Regions from separate parts of the Homo sapiens genome. Here region 1 is linked to region 2. Evidence: chromatin contacts called from ENCODE Hi-C data. All regions are on one chromosome and are shown on one strand. Each heading gives the region's core, a stretch centred on a gene start or an enhancer-like site at or near the end of the contact. The rest is flanking DNA. Distances are from core to core; before and after follow the strand shown.

Region 1 (3,721 bases), core at 36-2,535, 380 kb before region 2:
GGTAATATCTACTATACCTAGAAAGTATATTTAGAAAGTACAATTGCATTTAGAAAGTACAGTTTTACAAAACTATGGAAAACGTGACTATCTTTAACAATATAAGTCTCTACACACCTTTTAGGTCGTTAAGATTGTTGAACACTTTTTTCTTTGGAAATGAGTTGAAGAACATCATTTTGACTCCCTATCAAAAGATTCTCAAAAATAACCAGAGTTTTAAACATCATGCCTGATTCGTTTTTCCCCATTGATCCAGAAGCTTCAATTATTAAATAAAACAAAAATCTGTTGGAATGCAAATTACCTCTTTTCTAATACTTTGAAGCTCTCCTGTGACTTTCACCATATACTTTACTGAGTATGCCAGCTGTTTGGGGCTTCTCTTTTTCTCCTATGAATTATAAGTTCCTAAAACCCAGAAACTTTTTAAAAATTCATTTTAAAAATAATTTCTTACCGAGACTAGCTTGTTGTGACTACAGTAGAAAAGTGAAAAATAGTAAATAATATTAATTGAGGCTTGGCACCGTGGCTCACACCTATAATCCCAGCACTTTGGGAGGCCGAGGCAGGTGGATCACTTGAGGCCAGGAGTTCGAGACCAGCCTGGCTAACGTGTCAAAACCCCGTCTCTACTAAAAATACAAAAATTAGCCAGGCGTGATGGTGCACATCTGGAATTCCAGCTACTCAGGAAGCTGAGGCACAAGAATCTCTTGAACCTCGGAGGTGAAGGTTGCAGCGAGTCGAGATCGCGCCACTGCACTCCAGCCTGGGTGACAGAGCGAGACTTTGTCTCAAAAAAAAAAAAAAATTAATTGAGTATATTGCAATAAGGTAAAACCATTTTTGGATGTGAAGCAGAGACTTGAGTCTACAGAAATCCTGTTTTAATTGTGTTCCATCAAGGTCTTGGAGTTTGGTCTCTGAGTAGGCTAAATAACAAAGGATTATTATGCTCGTGCATTGCAAGCTATGGGAAAGTTCATAAATTATCTTGATGACTCATTTCCTCTGTCACTCTAGGACTTCTAATATAGGGAGACCTTTTCTGTTGCCTTTAAAAAAAAAAAAAAACTTGTGAGATAAATGGGGAGAAAAGTCCTGAAATTGAGCTTGTTCAATAAGTGTTATTTAATGTTCATATAAAAATTAAACTGTGTTATAACAATGTTAATAACCAATTGATTCCAAAGGCCATGCTTAAAGGCCTCTGCCTTTAAACTCAGTCTTCTTAGTGCCATTTTGCAGAGTGGCTTGTGACCACAGGAGGTTATTTATTTCATCCTAAGCCACACAGGATATTTCCCATACATATGCTCAGTATACCATGGAGTGTAACAAAGGTCCCCTGTTCTTGAGGCAGCGATTGAAAAGAAAGTAGAAGGGAACCGTCTCTTTAATTTCTGAATATTGTGTACTATCAGACTCTCTGAAATGCAATTCAAAACCTTAAAAGGTTGTGGCATTTCTAGATTTCTCTGTCTTTATCTAGTCACCTACAAAAAAAATTTACATGCTTATACATTGATTGGAGATAAATAGCTTCATTTTGCTCTTTGAATCTTTGACTAGGCATATATATTTTAAGATTTTTTTTTCTAAGTACTTAAGACTGTCCTAAACAAAACAAATGCTGAATCAATATTTCAGGATTATCATCTGTAAACTTCTGAAAATCTGCCCATGGATTATTGATGTGTTTTGTTCTCATTCCAGAATCCTTTGGCATCTGCTTCATTTCACTGTTCTCTCATTTTTCAGTTTTTCATATAGGCCAGACAATTAACTACAGCATTAAAGTAGCAAGGATGTTAATTCTGTGCAATGCTTTGAAATATACTTCATTTGATATTATATACTATGGATAAAAGTTTTTATTTTCTCCTTATTCTTCCTTTTGAGGAAGGGAAAGAAAGAGTGAACTAAAGACATTAAACTATGGCTAACTGACCTCGTGAGTCAGTGTTTCCATGAATTTTACATCTCTCATTGCTGAAATTTTGGATGTTCTGTTCTTCATTTGAAAGCCTGCTTTTTATTGTTGGCGTGTATTTCCTGTTTTCTCTTTTCTCAGTTCCCACTCCTTGCGTCAGGACTCCCCTCAAATGATGAATTTACAAAGGAACCTGTTAACAGAGTAATAAACTCGGCCTCCCCACCCAGTGCCTGTCAGCACTCCCACCCAAGACCTCCAGTCTCCACATGGCTCCTTTTCTCTTTTCCTCTCTTGTCTCTCTATCACCCAGAGCCCTTTTCATGTACGGCAATATCTCACATGGGGACATCCTCAATTCCCAAATGACCTCAGGGAAACCTGACATTTGCCCCTGACACTAAAACTTACCAAAAATGAAAAAAAAAAAAAATAGAATTTCTATGCACAAGTCTCCTTGAATTTGGAAGCCAAGGAAATATTTTCTGCTATTGCTACAGATAGACTGAAGAAAGTTCTACTTGGAAAAACCAGAGCTGTCTGAAGAATGTAGGGGAGTGATGGATAACAAATTTCCTTTTGGGAGGTAAGTCTAAGGACATGGGACTGCCTCTGAGATCATCGCCTGTGTCAGAGGCAGGTGGAGCATTTAACACATGAGGGCTGAGGTGTGAGATTCTCTCAACATGCTTGGTATATTGATACTTAGGGGTATTAGTGAGCTGGCTCTAATTTGGAATTATTTAGCTCCCACTTCTTGCATGTTCCTTCCTCCTCTTTCTCTCAATAGGCCTTAAATCATTAATTACAAACATGACATGACATGAAAACCCATGATCTTTGATAGTGTTGGGCTCAGACAATGATACCCCAAAGCGAACACTTCAGAAGTAACAAAATTTTTCTCTGGCCTTCTCCTTCCCTCCTGTCTCTCATCCTTCATTTCCCCCTGAGGCACACCATAGAAACTAGAATCTCTCTTCCTTAAGGCGGTCATAGAAACCAGGATCCCTTTTCCCCAAAGCCAGCCATAAGACCTAAAACTGTGACTCTAAAAATATTGCTCTAACCTGCCTTGCTGCGTTTCCCCCGTGGTCTATTACTATTAGATCATAGCCTTTTGCCTAATCATATGCCTACATGGCTGTCCATGATTAATAGAACCTAAGCGTAAAAATGGATAGTTCACCCTGAGCCTTTGGGTCATCAATGTGAAAACTCTCATGTCATATAAAACTATGATCGAATAACTTTGTTATGGCTTTTCTTCTGTTAATGTGTATTGTCAATTCATTTCAGCAGACTTACACTTTAGAGGGGAAGCTTGAACTTCCATGGGATGGTTTCTCTTTACCTGTGTGTGGTAAGTCTTCAGTGAAGTAAATAGTAATTAGGACCTTTAATTATTTAATTAAATAATTTAATTTAAATAGTAAATTATTACTTTCACCAGTCAGAACATTACTTATTTGTTAAATTTCCCTAAAGGCAAAAATAAACTAATTCTCAAGCCACCAGCTACAGCTTGCTTTAGTCATGAAATTGAATAGATAGGAAATGAATGCTGAGGAGTATCCTGTACCAATTCGAAGTGGGTCTTTCAGGTAAATTTACTAAGCATGTTTAAAGATCAGCCAAGGCTCTCAAATGACAAAACATAAAAATTGGTGAAGAATTTTAAAATTGATCAAATTTAAAAATTTGATTATTTATCAGTAATTAAATAATAGCCTTCTGAAATTATAATCTGTATTTACCATGGGGTCTTAAATACTTTATGGA
Region 2 (3,999 bases), core at 1,068-3,567:
CAGAACTGCAACCTTACCTTTTCAATCCTTAAGAACCAGAGACATAGTTGCTCCTGCTCAGCAAAGGCTACAGCCAGTTCCAAGAGCTCCATTAGGACTTGCATTAGGACCAGGCCACCACCACAGTGAGCTCCAAGGTGGGCTGGTCCACGTCTTGTGATCAAAATGACTGATACTAGCACCAGAGTGTCCATCATTATAGTTTCTTCTTTTGCTTCTTCAATGAGAAGGAATGGGGATTTTCAATTAAAGTTTTAAAATATCTTCTTTCTTCAAGGTCTTATCAGCCAACTTGTAAATTGTCTTTCAGCTCAGAGGACAGAAATTCATGGAAATAGGATGTAGGCATCCCTTTTATTTGTCTCCTCCTGCACCTCTGCCACTTGCAGGCACAAACTGTCCTCAAATGATGAAATATCAGCTATTTCCCAGCATCTTTGGGAGGTGCATATACTATTGCAATGCTGTGTTTGCAAGTTCATTATAATAAAAGTGAAATTCAAAATGAGTACATGTAAAGCAGAAATTCAGAGCCCCTCTAGTTAACACAGTCATTAATTTACCTTTCTTCTTTTTCTTGATTTATGAAACTGCTAGTTGCAAACTGATGTCAATTCAGAGCAGGAGCCAGGGTGGACAATGGATCTCAGCATCTGACTCTTTTGGAGCAGCTGTCTGAACCACAAGGAAAAATAATCAGGCCTGAAGCCAGTGGGAGAATCATCATAACAGACAATACAACCCATTTGTTTAATGAAGAAAGAGTTAGGCAACCTACTAGAAACCACAGGCCTGATCTACATTTTTCAAACTTACGACCATGTCTAGAAAAGTTGCTTAACTCTTCTGTGCTCCATTCTTCCAATGCTCAGAGCTCCATGAGACTCACCTGGAGCTCCCATGTGACTCGATGCCTGCTCCACCTCTCCACACCTGCACAACTATCAAAATAACCAGCAAGGAAAGCTTTATTTAAAAAATGAAGATTCCTTGCCTTCACCCCAGGTCACATCCAGGCCTATGAAATGGGAAATCTGCCTGATGGGGCATTTTAACCAGGAGAATCTAAATGAGCAACCGAATTTAGAAATCACTAGGCGGGAACAGAAAGAGCAAACGCACAATCCAAGAACCACTTCTCCTACCCCTTTGTCCATGACAGACATTAATAATCAACATGAGCACTCTTTCCCTCAGAACGCAGCCAAAGCTCAGGAGGTCCAGGCAGCCACTCCCAGTCAATGAGAGTGGCTGGCTCACAAATTGAAACCTTTCTGCCATCCCTGAGTGAGAACCCAGCAGTCCACCAGTACTGTGTGTTCAGTCGCACATTTCACCCAGCATCTAGAACAGCTCAACGTATAATCCTTTTAGGTTTACAAAATCTTTTCAAACACCTGATCTTCTTTGAGCATCCCAGAAACCTTGTGAAGTTAAAAGGGTATGTATTATTATACCCACTTGACAGATTAAGAAACTGGGGGTCACATTAGTTCTTAATCTTGCCCAGGGTCAGATCGCTGATGAAGAGTAAGGACAGAAAATCCACCCAGATCTCCTGTCTCCTAGACCAGCATTCTTCCTTCTGTAACAAGCTGGGCATGGAGTATTGAGGGCAACATTACCACCTGAGCTTAGCAAAAAACAGACCATACAGCAAACAGTACAGAAGGGGAAGGTGGGCCAAAGAGGTTTAGTAAATTGACCAAGGTCACAAAGCCTTAAAACCAGCAAGCAAGAACCCCAAGCAGGTCTGTCTGATGAATCTCTGTTCTGTGCTCTTCCTGTTTAGATGGTGTGTCCTCCCAGATCAGCACAGACTAGGAAAGGGCCTTTCCTCTCCTCTCCCTGAGTTCACTCTGACACACCCTGCTCGTCTGGCCCTCCTCCCAGACTATTTCCCTTGTTTCCGCTGGTGTCATCCTCTCAGCCACACTCACCTCTCCACCACCCACCCCCCTTTTTGACCCTGCAACTTCCTTCCAAATGCAGGAGGAAACCGCCCAGCTTACTCACAAGGGCCCCAGCCAACAGACTGCAGATAAGACAAGCACCTTGGCAGCGAGACGTGAATATAAAATTGCAAACAGCTTTTGAAGTTACAGATCCGTAATCTTCTAAGCCAAAGAAGAGGGGTTCGCCTCTTCCCCCCGTCATCTGAATCAACACTCCAAAGGACTGAACTGAGTCCAGCCAGCTTCGGATGTGATCTCACAAGCCCGCCTGCCACACATGCATTTCCAGCCTGTCGCCTGAGCAAAACCCCCACGAGGCTTGTCACCACTTAACACAGGGGACATGTTTCTACAGAAATCAAAGCAAAGAGATGTGTTTTGCTGCCCTTTCATGTGGTCAAATACATCCTGACTGACCCGGTTATGCCCTTAGTTGAAGAAACTAAACACTTTCAAGTTTAGAAGGGAAGATGCTCAGGGTTTCTGGAAGACGGGCTGACTCACCTCTACTGCATAGTTGCCTGTAACCTTGGCCAAGTTACTTAATCTTTTTCATCTCAATTTTTCCATCTGTAAAATGGGACTCTACCAATGGCACTTTCCTTTAAGATTCTTGTAATTATTAAAATAGTTGGTTCACATAAAAAATGTAGGGCAATGATACACAGTCAACCATAAATATTTACCATCACTGTCATTTTAAAACAGAAACAAAAGATTTGAGGACGTATCCACATGACCTTTGGAATTTAGATGCATCCCAACAGGTCCCTGTTGTATTTTAGGTTCACAGTAAACAGGTTTTGATGATCAAACCTAAAACTCTGATGTTTCTGTCATTATTATTTTCAATGGAATGATTTGCATAGAATTAACAAAGAATTAACAAAAATTACCAAAATTTCTTTTAGAATTAAGTCAGCATGAGATAACACTGCTTGCTGAGATTATACATACTTCCTTTAAGCTTCTATATAGGATACATTTCTCCAAATTTTCTACAAAAAAGCATGCATTATTTTATCATTGGAAAAATTAAAATAATAGCACATAATAAGATGAAGCACATTATGCCTCGTAATGTATAAACATGGATATCTACAGGAAATGGCAATCAAAGCATAAATGAGTCCACTAAGGTTGCATCATGGCTTTCCCTACTGGCCCAATCGGACATTTTTTTTGGAAAGTTTTAGAGACCTAAGTCTCCACATCCAAATGGAAATGAGCCCCAGATATTACTCATATATTATTGGCAGTACTTTCTGCCCAGAGAATGGCAAAACAAAGAAATTTTTTTGCAAATGGAGGCCACCACCTGGATTTGTGAATGCATGAGCCTCAGCCACACGAGGCCTGTTTAGGGTTGATCTGCCAACTGCACAAAGACACACATACACACACGCACACATGCACAGCCCAAACACTGAGTTTCATTTCCACTGCTTTGTTCCTATGGAGTACTGACAGATATTGGCAGATCCTATTTCACTTTTTTCTCCATGAACTCTGGGTATTTCAGCTTTTTTCTCCCAATTTAAATAGTTAAAAATGTGGCCCAGTAGGGGTACTTTTTCAATGGGTAAAATATTAATTCTTATAAGTCAAAATATGCTAGTGTCCTACAAGCATGCAGAGCAAAGTTTAAAAACTGATGTTAAAAACCCCACTTTGAAGTACATACTCAAAGATCAGGATCTGTAGGGAATCTAATCTGTTCTTAGGCTCTATCAGCTGGGTCATTTGGCATGGGACGAAAGCCCAAGGGACCTCATACGTTGGCTGCTGTTTGGTGGTAAATTCTGAGCTTCTCAGAAGCTGAGACATCTGAGCCAATTCCACATTTGGACACTTCTAATATATTTTTTAAAATGTGTTAAAATACTGCTACAAAAATTATGGTATTTTTCATACATTTATATTTAGCAAATAAATGTTTTTGTCCCAATAATAATTTTAATAACCATATGCACACCATGTTTTGGAGAAAGATTTTAAAGTTCAGCTTTGAGGCCCTTCTTCAATCTGAGGCCCAAGACAAATG

What was found. Hi-C counts contacts between places; a loop is a spot of excess contacts on that map.
Region 1: a loop to region 2 is called in a map of Calu3, with 2.1 times the contacts of the local background. The contact joins two enhancer-like sites. A Hi-C loop is called at or near these places in 2 of 168 maps with a recorded cell type or tissue (Calu3 and cardiac septum).

The regions. Positions count from the first base shown.
Region 1 is chr5:82,732,900-82,736,620 of GRCh38, reverse strand. It overlaps LOC105379050 (a long non-coding RNA gene), which reads right to left. Exons shown (of 4, transcript XR_948504.3): 4 at 1-2,132. Among named protein-coding and RNA genes, the nearest start is that of MIR3977, 110 kb to the left of the region's middle. Within about 2 kb of position 1,285, at least 3 of the 41 ENCODE cell types and tissues checked have a DNase peak (open chromatin) inside an H3K27ac peak, as active enhancers do.
Region 2 is chr5:82,355,414-82,359,412 of GRCh38, reverse strand. No RefSeq gene overlaps it. Among named protein-coding and RNA genes, the nearest start is that of RPS23, 79 kb to the right of the region's middle. RefSeq lists an enhancer at 1,627-2,826. Within about 2 kb of position 2,317, at least 26 of the 41 ENCODE cell types and tissues checked have a DNase peak (open chromatin) inside an H3K27ac peak, as active enhancers do.